Regions from separate parts of the Mus musculus genome. Here region 2 is linked to region 1. A link is a loop called in an ENCODE intact Hi-C map of the cell type or tissue named here. Cell type or tissue: heart. All regions are shown on one strand. Each heading gives the region's core, and the rest is flanking DNA. Links, peaks and the distances in the headings are about the cores only. Region 1 holds the start of Mir6995 (microRNA 6995). Region 2 has its middle 9.0 kb from the start of Sh3pxd2a.

Evidence for each region. A loop is a pair of places that touch in the nucleus more often than their neighbours do. Peaks named below come from ENCODE experiments on the same cell type or tissue, not always from the same donor. Only the 100,000 strongest peaks of a DNase experiment are listed, where the experiment ranks them.
Region 2: a loop joins it to region 1, with 2.4 times the contacts of the local background. A loop is called at or near these places in 7 of 42 quality-filtered maps.

What each region holds. Positions count from the first base shown.
Region 1 is chr19:47,265,620-47,273,947 of GRCm38, forward strand. It overlaps Sh3pxd2a (SH3 and PX domains 2A), which reads right to left. Exons shown (of 15, transcript NM_008018.4): 12 at 7,565-7,899; 13 at 6,389-6,438; 14 at 4,219-4,338; 15 at 1-3,317. The coding sequence ends at 1,368. Mir6995 (microRNA 6995) reads right to left here and starts at 7,970; the gene lies at 7,900-7,970. In heart, for the core only: a CTCF peak has its summit at 4,305 (motif pointing right); a DNase peak (open chromatin) is centred at 1,432.
Region 2 is chr19:47,469,285-47,477,612 of GRCm38, forward strand. No RefSeq gene overlaps it. Among named protein-coding and RNA genes, the nearest start is that of Sh3pxd2a, 9.0 kb to the left of the region's middle. In heart, for the core only: no CTCF peak of the experiment used is centred there; a DNase peak (open chromatin) is centred at 3,697.

The sequences.
Region 1 (8,328 bases), core at 244-8,243:
GAAGGACACTGCGGGCTTCTTTCCGGAGGGTCCCCTCTGAAATGTCAACCACTGACTCACGACCCAAAGCAGACAGAGGACTGTTTCCACTCCACTCTCTTTTGCTTCTCTGTTCCCCGGGGGGTGCTGCCCCTCAGGAAGATAGGGTTGGCTCCTGGCTTCAAAGTCCTCCATCTTCTTGGGTACCTTGCCAGCAGGCTAAGGGCACAGTGTCTGCTCTGGGCTGACCCAGCCAGGGTCCCTTCTGCCCAGGTTGGAGAAAGTGGGCAGAAGTAGGCAGATTAGCCACCCAGCAGGCTGCCCTCTTTCCCTCTTGGGCAGGAACCTGAACACTTTGTTTCACCGAGCCGGGGACTTGGCTTTACCCAGTTCCAAACTCCCTGCTAAGGTGCCATGCTTGGGCACTGTGTACACAGTGGAAACCTAAACAAACAATCTGGTTTATGGAAAGGCAAAAGACATTAAACCAAAACCCAAATAAAACATCCCTCCATGAATTCAACGGAAACCCCACCCACCACTACCCGTCTCCTATGTGAGGCTGAGCCCCTCGGGCCCCCAAACAACTTCTAAAATAAACCCCAAACCAAACGCTTGATATATAAACCTCCAACCGATAACCATTTCCCAAACATGCAGAAGGAATTGCCTACCCGGAAATCCTCGAGCAATCTCTAGATTAGGAGGAGACTCGCATCCTCTCGGCCAACTCCCACACTGTCCTCCACGTGCCCCGAGGAGGGCAACTCTCCTTGCCAGGCCAAGCCAGCACAGCAAGAGGAGACAGTCCTTGTTGGCACCTGGGAACTCTTTTAACTACCAAACATAGGCTGTGGCCTGGCCCCAGAAAGGGCTGAGCTCTTTGGAGACGCTGCCAAAGCCCAGAGCTGGTAGTTCTCCAGAAACCCATCAGTGGTCGGTGGTGGACTAGAGACCAATACAATCTCCAACACATCACAAGGGCAATGCAAGAATGACTTCCAGAGGCAAGAAGCCAGCCACTGAAGTGGCTGAGCAGGGCAGGACCCAGGACACCTCATGACATCTTTTCCAGATCTGCAGCAAGGCACGATTAGGCTTTTCCCACATGGCCTGTGCTAAATGACATATGGTCCATCCGCATGCAACGTGCAATGCGGGGATCCCGGGCCCAGGGCATTCCTGCTCTTCCCTTTCTCCTAAGTGTGCATGCCCATCACACCCTCCCTTCCAGCTGGAGGGTGTATTGGGGGGTCACATGTTCTGCAGGGTTCAATGTTGTCATCCCCCTCCCCCCCTCCCATCTTGTCCATCCCCGTGTCTGGCGTGCCGCAGCTCATCCAGTGGCAGCCAAGGCAGCACGTTGAGTCTGGAAGGACCCTGTGCTATTAGTTCTTCTTCTCAAGGTAGTTGGAGGGTACCCAGCCCTTGAAGGGCTTCACCTCATCCAGGATCTGGCAGTACCACCAGCCATTGGGGTTCTTCTCCAGCACCTCCATGGACACCCCCTCCTGGAAGCCAGCCGTCTCTTCGTCCCCCTCATAGTCTGCAATCGAGATGTACACATCCTTGAGGTTGTTGTGGATAAACTGGGACTTCTCTATGGGCTTGGGACGCACGGGGGAGACAGGGATGCCTTTGCGCTGGGTAGGCAGCAGGGGCGATTCTGAGCCCTGGCTGGCAGCCCGCTCGGCCAGGCGGCCCTTGGCCTCAGCGGCTGCTGACCGTGCGGTGCTAAAGGAGGAGTTCCTGCGGACACCTCTGAGGCTGTCGGTGGCCGTTAGCGACTCGTTCCTCCGAAGGGCACAGGACAGGTTGTTGTCCTTGGGTGGCGGAGACACAAACACAGATTGGGGCCTGACGGCCACTTGCCGGACCCCGTTCCTCATCTTCACCGCTACGGTGCCCGAGGTCTTGCCGAAGCCCCCGGGAGGCTTCGAGGGGATGGGTGGGGTGGCCCTCTTGCTCTGGTTCACAGTGTTGAGCGCCTGCACACGCTTCTCAATCTTTTCCAGGCTGTCTGACTTGCCCTCGTTCTGCGAGCTCTTTCCTGTGTCTCCCTCTTTGCTAGCTGTGTCAGGTTGCTGGTTCTCCTCGGCCACCAAGTAGTGGGAAGGAGCCCAGCCCTCCAGCTCCCCAAACCTCACGTACCACCACCCACTTTCCGCCTTCTCCAGCACGTGCACCTCGGCGCCTTCGGGGAAGCTGATCTCCGAGTCCTGGACCTTCTGATAGGCGCTGCACGTCACGTAGGTGGCGCCTTGCCCTTCCCATTCCTTTTTGGGGACACACGGGGGAGTGGTGGCCGTGAGAGGGATGATGTCCGCAGAACCTCGCCTGGATCCCTCAGAAGCCATCTGTGGAGGCAGCTCTGAGTCCTCACTCCTAGAGCCCTTGAGGCCCCCCCGGAGCTGGCCTGTGGGCCTCAGCTGGCGCCGTAAGGAACTAATATCCATCTTCTCCTGGCTTTGAGACTCCGCTCGGTTCAGGACTGGCTTTGGTCTCACGGATGGCTTGGCTCGGGCGCAGGAGGCCAGCCCGGCCTTCACATCAGGATCTTTCTTGGTCCCAACCTTAGGGGTGTCACGGATACCTGCATCTGAGGCAGAACGTGGTTTCAGGTCACCATTGTTCTTGGACAAGGAGGACGAGGATGAGGAGGAGGAACAGGTGGTGCTGATGGTGACAGAGGAGGAGAAGGAGATGTTGGACTGGTTTTTCCCCAGTTCTGCCTGGGCATTCTTCTCTGCTTTGAGCTTTAGGAGTGATGAGGATTTGGGGGAATCTGATTTAGGGGAGTTTTTCACGGCAAGGGACAAAGAGGAGCTCCCAGGGGAGTCACTGTCCCCAGAGGAGCCTCTGGCAGACAGGGTGTCTTCTGTGTATGGCCTGAAGCCCTCATTCTCATAGATGGTCTCCTCTTCCAGGGCCACGTCCTCAGAAGACTCACCCACCTTGAAATGGGCCCGTTGCAGGGAAGAGGCAGGCGAGATCCTTCGGGGCTGGGCGGGATGCTTGTCACCTGAACCTCTGTCCCCTGAAGGCTCTTCATTCATCTCGGGCTCTGAGTCAAAGCCAAAGGCAGGGACGTCATACTCGGGTTCCTCGTATTTAACCTTCAGTGGGGAGCCCTGGCTCTCACAGGCACCCACAGGATTCTCCTCGGCCTCCTTAGGCTTGCTGGGGGGCGCAGGTGGCGGCACCTTGGGCCGCGTCAGAGTGCTGGTTCGGCGGCTGAGGTTGGGTTTCTTGCGCTTGTCAATGTATGAGGCTGGGGCCCAGCCCTCCTTCTCCCCGATCTGCACGTACCACCAACCACCCGAGTTCTTGTCGATGACCTGGGGGGTAGAGGGCAGGCCAGTGAGTTGCAGGGTTGTCAGGGTCCCTATGATACCCTAGCCGATTTTATAGACACAGCAAACTGAGCCCTTCAATAAGTGTCCCAAGACCTTACAGTGGTCAGTGGAATGCTAGCTTCAAACCCTGGTCTTGGGTGTGAGGCTTCCATTCTCTTGGTTTCCTCTATAGACCTCCATGACAATCCCCCAAGACCACCACATTGTCCCTAGCTCCTTATAAAAACCAACCTCGGAAGGATCCATATGTATAAAGACCCAGTGGTCTACTGTTCCTGTCCTCCACCGGTGCCCACTGTCCCTTCAAAGGGTCTCTCAGGTGAAAAAGAGAAAAGGCAGACAAATATAACTGAGGTGCAAGCCTGAGCAGCTCATCCCCACAGAACATCCTCCAAGTGGCCACAAAAACCTCATTAGGCAAGAGATTTCTTGGGTTAGTAGACAAGGCTGATCTCCACGTGCATATGTATATGTGTGTGTGTGTGTGTGTGTGTGTGTGTGTACAAGCATGTATGGTTGCATGTGTTGTGTTGCATGCATGTGTGTGCATGTGCGTGCATGTACTCATGTGTGTGCGTGTGTGTTATCCCCTCCAAAATAAAACATTTCTGATGAAGCAAACTGCTCTGTCATCTTTCTGTCCCTCATCAGCACTTCACTTCGAGGCTCTCTGTGCTCAGGAGATGTCATTGTGGGACAAGCAAGTGAGTGAGGGACAGAAACTCAAGTTGTGGGCTTTAGCCCTGGTGTGGCCCTGACTAGGCAAGTACTCATGGCCGGGCAGCTCATTTCTGTTACCTGCCCTGATTGACCCCCAGAAGCCTTGCCAAGAAGACATATTATAAAATATGAAACACAGGTCCTTGGTCTGAAGGAGGCTCACCTCTGCCTTCTGTCCGCCTCGAAAGCTGATCCCGTCAGAAATGCAGGACTGGAATTCAGCAATGGTGTAGTATTCTACCTCAACAGAAGGGGGCTCTGGCGGCTTTGGCAGCTGGAACCCCTAAAGCAGAAACAATCAGAATCTATCACTTATGCTCCAGGCCTTACCCGCAGGAGGTGGCACCCAGGGCTCACATAACACTAGTTCGAGATCTCAATAGTTTCCTCCCAAGGTAGAAAGTTAAAGGCAGAAGAATAATTCTAACAAAGCGAGGACACCACCATTTCATAAATCTACAGGGTGGATCCTAAACCAAGTGGGCAGCTGCTACAGAAGAGGGTGAGAGAGCCAACTGTCCCAGGACAGTAACGTAGAAGTATAGGGGACAGCTAGATGGGGGAGGAGTCTGTGGGAGGGGGTCAGCACGTTGGTACCCTGAACAGAATGCCATTTCAGCAGACAGGCAGATTTACCCCAGGGCTCTTATGAGCCTTCCTGATGCTGGCACACAGCTTTTCTCCTAGTGCCTTTCCAGGACACTTAGAACTGACCTATTATCTGTGAACCCCATTTTGTGTTTTTAGAACAGCCATCCGCTGTGCACCTACTGGGCGCTGCTCTGCGGCAGCCTGTATAAGCCACACGGACAGCCAGCCTGGTGGGCTGTAACCACAACAGGTCGTACTCGGGAAGCTGAGCTGTTTGGATCACTCTGAGTAAGGATGGGAGAAAGACGGTTTAGGGGTGGGCACATGTGACTCAGTCACCTTTCCCTGCCCGTGTGCTTACTGACGTACAGCCACACGTGGAAGCTGGCACAGCTGGCCGCACTTCATCCCCTCCTGGACCATGACAGGGTGGGATTCAGCCGAGTCTAACTAGAACCAGCATCCCTGCCTCGGCGAGCTAGCATTTGTTAAGTGTGGAAGGAATGACTCTGTTCTTGCCAAAGTCAAGTCTGCCTGAAAATAATTAGCTGGGGCTCAAAGAAAGGGGAGAGATGGAGAATTTATTGTTCAGTTGCAAAAACTCAGAGGAGAGAGAAAGGGAGAGAGAGAGAGAGAGAGAGAGAGAGAGAGAGATTGATTTTGCTGGGATGAGGTCACAAAATACTCATGGCTAGAGGCCACATCTTCTGATATATGGAGGGTCCCAACTCCCATGGATGGGCAAATGCCACTGGAGTAACATTCAGCCAGGCATGACTTAGGGATTCGTCCCATGTAGAGTACCAGATAACACCACCTAACATCCAGGAGTTCACATAGGAAAGGAAAACCTGGCTTCTGGTCCTAAATATGTACTACAGCATCCTGTCTTCACAGCAGACCTAGGAGGTGGCCATACTCTTCTTCCCTATCAGAGAAGGAAACTGAGAACTTTGGAGGGTGGGTGACTTACAAAGGGTCTTTCTTTGTTCCTACATTAGAAATGGGCTCTATACCAGGCTCCGGCATTCCTTCCGAGGATGCTACAGATGGTACCTCCAAGACCTGGTGCATGCTAAGCAAGCACTCTACTACTGAGCTATATCCTAGCTCGAAAGCTTGTCTTCCAACTGCACCACACTGCCCTCTGCCCTACTCCCCTATCCCGAAACAGGTCTCTGTTCCAGGACTCTCAGCTTGTCACCAACATTGCTGTCCCCCAAGCTCCCTGCCTGAGAGTGTGGTTACCAGTCACCCACTCATGAGACAGGGACTTCAGCAGTGTCAGCCCTCCACGAGCCAGGTCTGGCAAGTCACTCTCCTTCCTGATGGGTAAGTACTAGTCTACTCTGTATCCTCTAGGCTGTGGAGCCTACCACATTCACTGGGCAATCCTCAGAAAGCTGTAAGGCTTCTGAGCTAATGTGGCCAGAAGCCCCACTTCAAGGCCCTGGCAATGCCCCACTGGACACTCTTGCTGGCCAGTCTAAATGTTTATGTCTGCCAGTGTAGTGGCTGGGATGGATTTATTTAGCCTCGGAGTGCAGTGCTTTTCTGATTATAAACTGTCTAGCTATGCTCTAGGAAGTCCTGGGATCTGCAGGCTTCTGCCTCTGTCCCCTACAAAGACGAAAACCCCAATAGGACCCTACAAACCCCTGGGTCACAGGCTCTGCTTCAAAAGCAGCAGTGAAGGATCTGGGAGTAATCCCAGAAAAGGAATGGAGAGACAGTCCACATACCAGGCTGGATTCTCTGCGCGGGGGAGGTCTTGTCCTCAGATTTGGGGAGCCTGAAAGAAGAGCCGCAGCTTTAAGAATCCTAGTGGGCAGCAGCACCTACACCCGCCTTCCCTGGGTGGGATCCACTCACATCCTTGAAACTTGATGCTGTGGTCCCATAGTCATGAAAGACCCTGTGTTCTAAGTCACCAGGAATGAGGAGACCTTTAAGCCACTCTAGGGGTGGAAGGATCCACACCCCCCCCCGCAAAATGATATGTACATCAATCTACAGATACTGCAGGGAGTTTTCAAGGTAAAGGCTGTATGGACTTATCAACTTTTCAGTAGAAGCAGGAACCACATCTATTTTTTTTTTGCTCACTAGTCCTAAGTCCTCTGAAGGGAGCACAAGGCAAGAGACAAAAGTCCTCCCTGATAAAGATTTTTCCAAGCACCAGAGAGCTAACAATAAAATTAAGAGATAAATATTTAAAAAAAAAAAAAAAAAACCCTAACCAAACCACAAAACCCAAAACAGCATTCCCCCTGATTGTTGGCAAAACAGAAACTGCCCCACGCCCCCTAATACCAAAGGTGCTGCTAGGCCGCAGGTGTGTTTGGAGGCACGGGCACACAGGCTTTAGTAATAGGCTGTGTCTGCAGGTGGGGGATGGGCACATGTGCCACAGTGGTAGGAAGGTAGCTCTCTCCTTTCACCTGCGCGTTGAGTCCCAGGACCAGCTCAGATCAGGCACCTTTGAACATCAGGCCTTCATGCCACCCTCTTCCACATCTTACGTTCCGCAGGGCGAGCCTGCACAGAGGACCACAGACTTGGAGCTCATGGGTTTATAAAATCAGCTATATGCCAATCACCTAGGTAAGATGCCACTTCCTGCTCTTGGGGATCTGTCCCTCTGTTAAGAGCCATCCCTGGTTCTTTCTTAGGGAGAGGGAGGCCAGCAGCCTGCTCCCTCCTGCAGTATATCTTCAGAGCTGCAGCGCGCGGGGGACACAGCCTCTCTCTGGGGCCTCTTCAGCTCTTGTGACCATCAAAGGCATGTGGACAGAACCCAGACTGTCAGTCAGGGTGGAAAAGTCACGAAGGTCCTGGGTAGCCCCTTGGATTCCCCTCACCCATGCCTACCCACTCTGTAGCTCTTTGGGAGAAACTGGGGGCCTTCAAGTGCTTACTGATCTGGGCCCTCTGAGGGGCGATCCTGGCCACAGCTGGGGAGCCCTGGGCTAGCTTGGATGTGGTCCTCTCGGGAATGGCCAAGGCGCTGCCATTGGAGGCGTTGCAGAGGATCGGTAAGCTGATCTCTTTCTTGGTGATGGGGGCCTCGGATCCCTCGCCTTCAGCCGGAGCCTCCTTATCCCCAGATGCCTTCTTGTTGAGAAGGTTGCTGATCTCCATAATGTTCCCTATGATCTCCACCGGACCCGCCAGGTTCTTCTTCCGGGTCGGCAGGTCATCCTTGGCCTTCTTCAGGTAGGACGCTGGTGCCCAACCCTCTTTGCCGAGGTACCTGTGAGAGGAAGGGGACACACCATCATTAAAGCCCTCATTTCTGGTTTCCCCCTTCTACTCCCAGGTCTGTCTCCATCTGAGCCCGCCTAGCCGAGCCTTCTCTGGAAGGCTCTGCTAGAGGTTTGGCCGGTCTGTTGTTGCCGAGGAAACCAGAGCTGGGGGGGGTCAGATGCTGGAAACAGAGCGACTGCTCTCAGACAGATGCAGGATCCTAACACTAGGGTTCTTGTAAATGTTGTTCTGCCCAATAGGTAGCCCTGGTGATGGCCCAAGGGTAGCTCTAGAGAAAAGAAGTTACGAGTGGATGCCGTATGTCCAGTCACATCCCTATAGAAGCAGAAGTGTGACCTGAGAGGAAAGGGGCAAGCGTGGGTGAGAATCCTCGATGCGCTGTCTTGCCCAACTTTCTTCTGTAGGATGCAGCTGC
Region 2 (8,328 bases), core at 174-8,173, 200 kb after region 1:
CTGTAACTCTAGGCAGCATCCCTAATCCTGCCCAGACATCTGGTCCCCAGACTAGTGCGTTCTGTTTTAAGGCCTTCAGAAATGAAGATGTGGAAGATTCCATAGTATCTGATCTTAGCTACTCAACAGTGTTGGCTAGGCTAGAGCCATCTGAATGGAGGGAAGAACTGGCAGTGAGGTACTTTCTTAATTGATGATTGACAGGGAGGGCCCAGCCCTTTATGGGTAGTACCATCCCTGGGCCAGTGGTCTTGGGTTCCTTAAGAAAACAGGCCAAGTGGCTGGAGAGATGGCTTAGCAGTTAAGAGCACTGACTGCTCTTCCAGAGGTCCTGAGTTCAAATTCCAGCAACCACATGGTGGCTCACAACCATCTGTAATGAGATTGGATGCCCTCTTCTGGTGTGTCTGAAGAGAGCTACAGTGTACTTACATATAATAAATAAATAAATTTTTAAAGAATAAAGAAAGAAGAAAGGAAGGAAGGGATGGAAGGAAGGAAGGAAGGAAGAAAGAAAGGAAGGGAGGGAGGGGGGAGGGAGAGACAGAGAGAGAGAGAAAGGAGGGAAGGAAGGAAGGAAGGAAGGAAGGAAGGAAGGAAGAAAGAAAGAAAGAAAGAAAGAAAGAAAGAAAGAAAGAAAGAAAGAGAGAGAGAGAGAAAGAAAGAGAGAGAGAGAAAGAAGAACAGGCCAAGCAAGCCATGGAGAGCAAGCCAGTAAGCAGCACTCCTAAGTGGCCTCTGTGTCAGCTCCTGCCTTCAGGTTCCTGTCCTGTTTAAATTCCTGCCCTGACTTCTTCTAGTGATGATCTCTGATGTGGACATCCGAATCAAATAAACCCTCTCCTTCCCCAGTGGCTTTAGGTCATGGAGTTTCACTGTAGCAATAGGAACCTTAACTAACATAGGAGATGCCCAGCATCCCCTTGGCATAAAAGATTACTCTGTATACTTTTAGCCACACCTTAGATTTTCATTTTCAAAATCCCCTGGATTTTCCAGAAGCCAGCAAACCCTGACTTGGCCACTGAATGACAAATTAAAAAAGGGGGGGGGCAGGGGAGGAAAAAGTCCACTGGGGAATTCAAAAGCAATTTTTTCCTTTAAAAAAATATAGCCTGAGGTTACAAACTTAATAAAGGGGTGGATAACTTTAACTCCACATCCATCCATTTTCTTTCATGTCTCTATTCAGAATTATTTTTGAAATCACTGTTCTTTATCCTGTTTGAACCCATGAGTTTGTTTGTTTTCAGGTACAAGAGTTGAGACACTCAAGGGTTCAAGGTCAAGTCTGACTTCAGCATAAGCCTCCTCCTTATAAAGCAGGAGGTCTCTCCAGAGCTGGCCCAATGGGTAACAAAGTCATAGAAAGGCTTAGCATCAGACCTGATCTGGCTGAGAGCTGGGCTGTCATCAGTAACTAATCTGCCAAAGGTGTGTGATCAACCTGATGAATCAACCTGGCTAATCTTCCTTCCTGAAGTAGGCACAGTGCGTGTCTTCACCAGGACTCAGGTTGACGTTGACTGCCGTTGTCTAAAAGAGGATGGGGTGGGGCTCTGTTTTAGTTAGGGTATTATTGGTGTGATGAGACACTAAGACCATGGCAGCTTCTATACAGGAAAACATTTCATTGGGACTGGTTTGCAGCTCAGAGGTTCAGTCCATCATCATCATGGTGAGAAGCGTGGCAGCATGCAGGCAGAGGTGGTGCTGGAGAAGGAGCTGAGAGTTCTATATCGGGATAGGCAGGCAGTAGGAAGAGAGGACCACACTGAGCATGGTTTGAGCATCTGACACCTCAAAGCCTGTCCCCACAATGACACACTTCTTCCAACAAGGCTACACCTAATAAGTGCCACTCCCTGGGTCTACAGGGGATATTTTTACTGAAACCACCACGGGCTCTCTATATATTTATAACATATAGTAGCAGTTTCTCATGGAGTCACAGACAACTGGACATCTTGAATGAAGCAGCAAATCTCTGAGAATACAAGCAATATCTCTTGTCTCTATTTAGTACTATTGTCTGTTTTACATTTTCCCCCCTGGGTGCATGTGTTCCTATGAACCTCCTTTTTCTGCCTTCCAAGAGCTAGCATTGGAGACTGTTGTTACACCAGGCTTTTGTTTTACTTTCTGACTGTTGATTTTCTTTACAGAGAGAATGGGAACCTCCCCACCCCCCGCCCCTGCATAAGCATCCGCCAACCCCTCATCCAGATACATCTAAGGCTCATTGCTTGCCTCTGGAGTCCAGTTCCAAGTTTACTAGGAAGGAAGAATCTGATTGGCTCAGGTTGGGTCATGTGTCTGGACCCAAGCAAATGTCATCAGGTTGAGTTAGGTGGAAGAAATTTCATCAGAAGCAAACTGATTAGCGAATTAATTAGAGGGAAGAGACTCATACAGCCTAAGTATAGCTACTAAACTGCTCTTCACTTTTTAGAGGACCTCGTTGATTAATTAACTAATTGTTTTGCATTCATTTATTAAGGGTGGGGCATGGACAGCTTGTGGGAGTCAGTTCTCTCCTGCCATGTGGTCTTGGGATGGAAATCAGGGCAGCGGGCTTGGCAGCAGGCATCTCCACTTACTCAGCAGTCTCCCCATCCTGATTATTTATTTATTCACTAAAAAGTTTTCTTACGTTATCAACACAAGACACCCACTCTACTAGGAACTGGGGCAGCAGTCAAGGGCAAATCGCCATTTAAGAACTGTATGGCTGTTGTAGAAGATAAGCATTGTTCAAAAGTACCATACAGGGAGGCTGGAGAGATGGCTCAGTGGTTAAGAGCACAGGCTACTCTTCCAGAGGACCCAGGTTCAATTCCCAACACTCATATGGTGGCTCACATCCGTCCTCATTCCCAGGGAATTACAATAATCTCTTCTAGCATCTCTTTGCACCAATGAAGGCAAGACATGCCTATGCACACTAAAAAGTCATAAAAGTAGATACACAATTATAATAGTGGTGCATGTCATTTAAGCAGAGACCAAAGTGTAAACTTTCAGGGATGAGAATGGAAAGTTCTATGTTTTAAAAGATTTAAAGATGTAAACTAAAAACCTCACCACCAATCCCACAATGCACATTTGTAGAAATGAAAGATGGGGTGGGTTGTTTCTCAACACAGGTGCCTGGTTGGCAGGGAGAGATCTGAGGTTTTGCAGGTCACCCAGCTTGGACTTTGATCATGGTCTTGATGAAGAATGCAGGGAACTGTACCTGCAGAACGGCCTGTTTGGTGGGACCGTGGAAATTCTGGTGATAAGAACAATCGAAGCTCTTGATCATGGTTTCTGATCATGGTTTCAAGCTTATAAGTCCTGAAAGATGTTTTAAGGGGCGGGGGGATTACTGTTGCTATTGTTTTTAGTTCATTATTTTTGGATATATTTCCCTCTTTCCCCTGCTCCATGTGTGTGTGTGTCTGTCTGTCTGTCTCTGTCTCTCTTTCTCTTTCCCTGAGAGTAGTCAGTTTTCTGGTTCATTAACTTATTGGGAGGCATATTAATCTGTGGATGTTCTTAAAATAAATTAGTCCTTCCAAGAAAACAGCGCCAGGCTGTGTTCTTCTGCACGCTGGCCTTGCAGCTGGGGTGATACTGCTGACTAAAGGGCCGTCACGGCAGGGTCAGGGCTGGTCGCCCAGCACACTGTGCAGGTGCCAAGAGTCCTGTGCGTATGCACTCAATCAATCATGTTCCCTGAAGATATGGGGAGGTGTGTGTGGGGGGGGCTGCTGCTTACTCAGTCCCACCGTGTGTGTGCAGCGTGCTAGCGATTGCAGTGGGAAAGCGCTTGTATCTTTAATCTCGCAAATGGAGTGCCGTGCCTTTGTGGAGCTCAGTCTGGCTGGCAATAAATTATGCAACGGAAAACTATTATGTTTGGGCCCTTTTAGCTTGCTACTCGGAGCATCTCTGTTCAGCACTCATTAAAAGCTGCAAGAAATAAGCTTTCTATTAAGGGTGCGCCTCCTTCTTAACACCCACTTAATGCTGGCCTCAGTGGTGAGAACCGGAGTACTTACACCCACAGGTCCTTGGAAAAACCCCGTTCTTTTAAGCCAAGACTGTTGGCCATTTGACTGTGCTGTCTAGTACAGCTGAAGTGACCTGCTCCCGCGTTTAGAAGCAAAATGGAAAATGTTCGCCATAGAGAGCCAGGAAACCCTGTAGACAGCTTTGAATGAAAAGTAGTGATGTCGCTAAAGCATCCAAATGCAAATTTCTTTCTTTCTTTTTCTTTCTTTCTTTCTTTCTTTCTTTACTGGAAACATCATTCATGTATTTACTTTATCTTATTGAGTGTACGGTGCAAGACAGAAAATGGGTCAGGAGGGAGGGAGAGAGGGAGGGCCAAGTGCAAATTTCTAAAGACAAGGGAGATGGCCTGGCCTTGATTATGTGCCTCAGATTCCCAGAGCTGGGCCTAACATCTAACACACAGCAAGTCTGAACTAAACTAAAAAGTTCCATGGCTCTTAGACAGAATATTAAAAAAAAAAAAAAGTAGTTAAAGCAAACTTCGTCAACTGAAATCTTAACTTCCAGAGTTCCGATTTTCTCATTGGCTTATATAAAAAGCCAATTAATTGCCCTCATATGCTGTAAGGAAACAAGAGATTCTCCTGGTCTCTTCTAGAATCTGTGAAGTACTAATCTGTGTGTCACTTGTGACATAAAGGTGCATATGTGGAAAGCTGAGCCGCCTGCTGCTGCCTTTCCAGTGTCTTACTGCAGCTGACCAACCTCTGTCAGGACAGGAAAGAGCCTTGTAAGCATCCCAGCAGCACAGAGGACAAGCAGGAATGGACTTCTGGAAAGAGGGCCAATCGAATGACAGCAGGCAGAGGGACGAGAGCACAGGGAAGCAGACAGGCTCAAGAGAGCCAGAGAGACATCCTAGAGTGTCTATGTGAACTGCGGAGGCTGAGTAACAAGGAACAGGTAGGAGACATAGGAAAAAATCCAGAGTGCTAGAGAGATGGCTCAGCAGTTAAGAGCACTAACTGCTCTTCCTGAGGTCCTGAGTTCAATTTCCAGCAACCACATGGCGGCTCACAATCATCTATAATGGGATCTGATGCTCTCTTCTGGTGAGTCTGAAGACAGTGTACTCCTATACATAAATAAATAAAGCATTTTTAAAAAAAGAAAAAGGAAAAAAACCTGGAGAAAAACCATAGGCCTTGACCCTGGGTTGTAGAAATGCAGTATTATTTCTCTATCATGTGCCTATACTGGGGAGGACCCAGCAAGCTCATGCAAGCTCATGTCTAGGAGTAGACCCAAGAAAAGTTAGCGCAGGTGTCCACATAAGTCATGTTGAAGTGGTTTTTTATCAGCATTATTCGTAACAACCCCAAACTGAAAGTGTGCTATTGTTCATCGCTGCTGAGTGCATCAATAAGTAATGCTACAGTAGCATAACAGAGGGCTGCATATCGTGAACAACAGAAGAACTGCAGCCTTCTGCAGTGAGGCAGATGGAACCCCACAGGCATGACATTGAGGGGGAAAGACTCGAAGGGACATGCATACAACACATGAGTCCATTTATATAAAGTTCAAAGCACGGGGCTGGGAAGATAGCTCAGTTGGAAGGGTGCTTGCCTAGCTTGCACAGAGCCCTGGATTGGGTTTCCAGCACCAGGCAAACTGTTCATGGCGACCCACTTCTATGAGATCCAGCCCCCTGGAGGTGGAAGTAGGAAGAAGAACAGAAGTTTGATGCAGCTGAAGATATTTACGATCCCGTTTCTAAACAAGTAAATACTAAGTTCTAAGTAGATTAAAAGGAACTTGTGGTACCAGAGGTCAAAAGAGCAGTTGCCTCTGAGAGGAGGGAGCTGGGTGACAGGGACAGTTAGTTCTAAGTGCTTTGACGCTTGCTCCGAATAGAGAGAGCTTCTGAGCTGTTTACTGGAGCTGTGTGTTGAGTGTGTAGATGTCACACCTCAGCCGAAAGAGACTGAATCTGCCTGGAGGAAGCCCTGTTAGACGCTACTGAGTAAAGGCAGTGTAAGAAGGAGGCTGAAGAGATGGCTCACTGTGGAAGAGAGCTCACTGCACAAGCATGAGGACCCGAGTTTGAATCCCTGCCCCCACGGAAAAAGCTGGCGTGCGGTTATGCGTGTCACCTGTAATCTCAGAGCTGTGGAGAGTGGAGAGCAGAGGGCCTCTGGGCTTGCTGGCTGCCACCCTAGCTCCAGGATCAGTGGGAGAACCTGTCCCTAAAGAATAAATCAGGAGCTGGTGAGATGGCTCAGCAGTTAAGAACACTGATTGCTCTTCCAGAGGTCCTGAGTTCAATTCCCAGCAACCATGTGATGGATCACAACCATCTGTAATGGGGTCTGATGCCCTTTTCTGCTGCATCTAAAGAGAGCAATGGGGGTGTACTCATATACATAAAATAAATAAATAAATCTTTAAAAAATTAATCAGAGTATGATAGAGCTGAACATAAAGTGTCCTCTGGCCTCTGAGAGTGTGAACACAGACACCATGCTTATGTGTGTGTGCACACAATTTGAACAGCAATAAAAGCTGGAAGATATATACAGTTCATTCTAAATACTATATATGATTACATATGTTTAGAGGACAATTTGTCTGCAATAAAACCTTTTTTCCTTTTTCATCTCAGGATGGCCTTGAACTCGTGACCTTCGTGCCTCAGCCACCAAGTGCTAGGATTCTAAGCGTGCTTCGGCAAACCCAACCACACACCAAAAGAAAATAAAGAAAAAAAAATAGTGGTTATTCTTGTATGAGAAAGAGAACTAGGGAATTCTATAATTGTAGGACGTCTATTCTTCTGTTTTGTTTGCTTTTATTTATTTGTTTATATGTGTTTTTTGAGAGACGGTTTCATGCACTCCAGGGCTGGCGTCAAACTCAAAATCTTATAGGATGGATCTAGACTTCCGGTCCTCCTGTCTCTATCTCCGGAGCACTGGGATTGGAGGCCTGTGACGTCATTGGCATCAAACTCAAAGTCTTATAGGATGGATCTAGACTTCCGGTCCTCCTGTCTCTACCTCCGGAGCACTGGGATTGGAGGCCTGTGACGTCATGCTGCCTTACGCTTCAGGCTACCAGGACTTCATACATGTTGAATAAGCACTCTGCCAACTGAACTACACCCCCAGGTTCTGCAATTGTAGCATTTTGTGTCTTTCAGAAAGTAATTGAGATCTGGCGGGGGAAGGTGGGGACAGGGGGGCAGTGAACATAATTGTAACCCCAGCACTCCACTTGGGAGGCTGAGGCAGAAGGATTGCTGCCAGTTCATGGCATATCTGAGCTATGTAGTGAATTTGGGTCTTCAAGCCTATTCTGGGCTACATAGCAACATTTTGCATCAAATAGGAAAAAAAAATTAAACGTGATAAACCTTTAATATTTGTTAAAATTAGGTTATATGGTTTATAATTTATATGGTGCAGGGTTCCTCTCCTGTATTGTTCTTTGTATTGTGACGTGCTTGAAATATTCATGGCTTTAAATCATTTATTATAAGTGAAATCCGAAAGCCAGCGGGGACCAGGAGCTCGAGCAAGCACAGAAACCAGAGCTGGTGGCTGTGGGGGTCACTTCTGCTCAGCCAGTGCCAGGAACCCATCAGCGTGTTTGGCTCCAAGTGTGCCCCATCTAGCAACTTGGTTCCACAAAGTCCTTGCAAATAAATGTATTTAAGTGACTTGCTTCACAGTCCTCTGACATTTTACAATGAAGCTTTTCGAGAAGTTTGAGAAAAACAGAGACACTTCTCTTTGAAGTTCTATCTAACAACTGCCCCCATTCTAAAGTTGGTCCCAGTGTGTGGGGGTCAGTGAAGGGCCTCTCTGCCTCTTTTGGCTTCTACTGTTTAGCAAAACACACCCTTGGATATATTAGAACCTTATGAGGTATTCTATACAGACATTTTTTTAAAAATCAGGTATTTCTTGGCTATGGTGGTGTAGGCCTATAACCCCACCAGCACCTCGGGGTTGAGGCAAGAGGATTAAAGAGTTTGAGACAAACCTGGGACAGAGAGCAAGAAAGCAAGCAAGTAAACAACAAATCAGGCAGTCTGTCTTTGAGTGTGTGTGTACGTGTGGTTAGGAGTCTTGCATTTGCTGTGTAAGTGACCTACCACTGAGCTAAATCCTTAACATTTGAGATTCTTTTTTTTTCCCGAGACAGGGTTTCTCTGTATAGCCCTGGCTGTCCTGGAACTCACTTTGTAGACCATGCTGGCCTCGAACTCAGAAATCCGCCTACCTCTGCCTCCTGAGTGCTGGGATTAAAGGCATGCGCCAC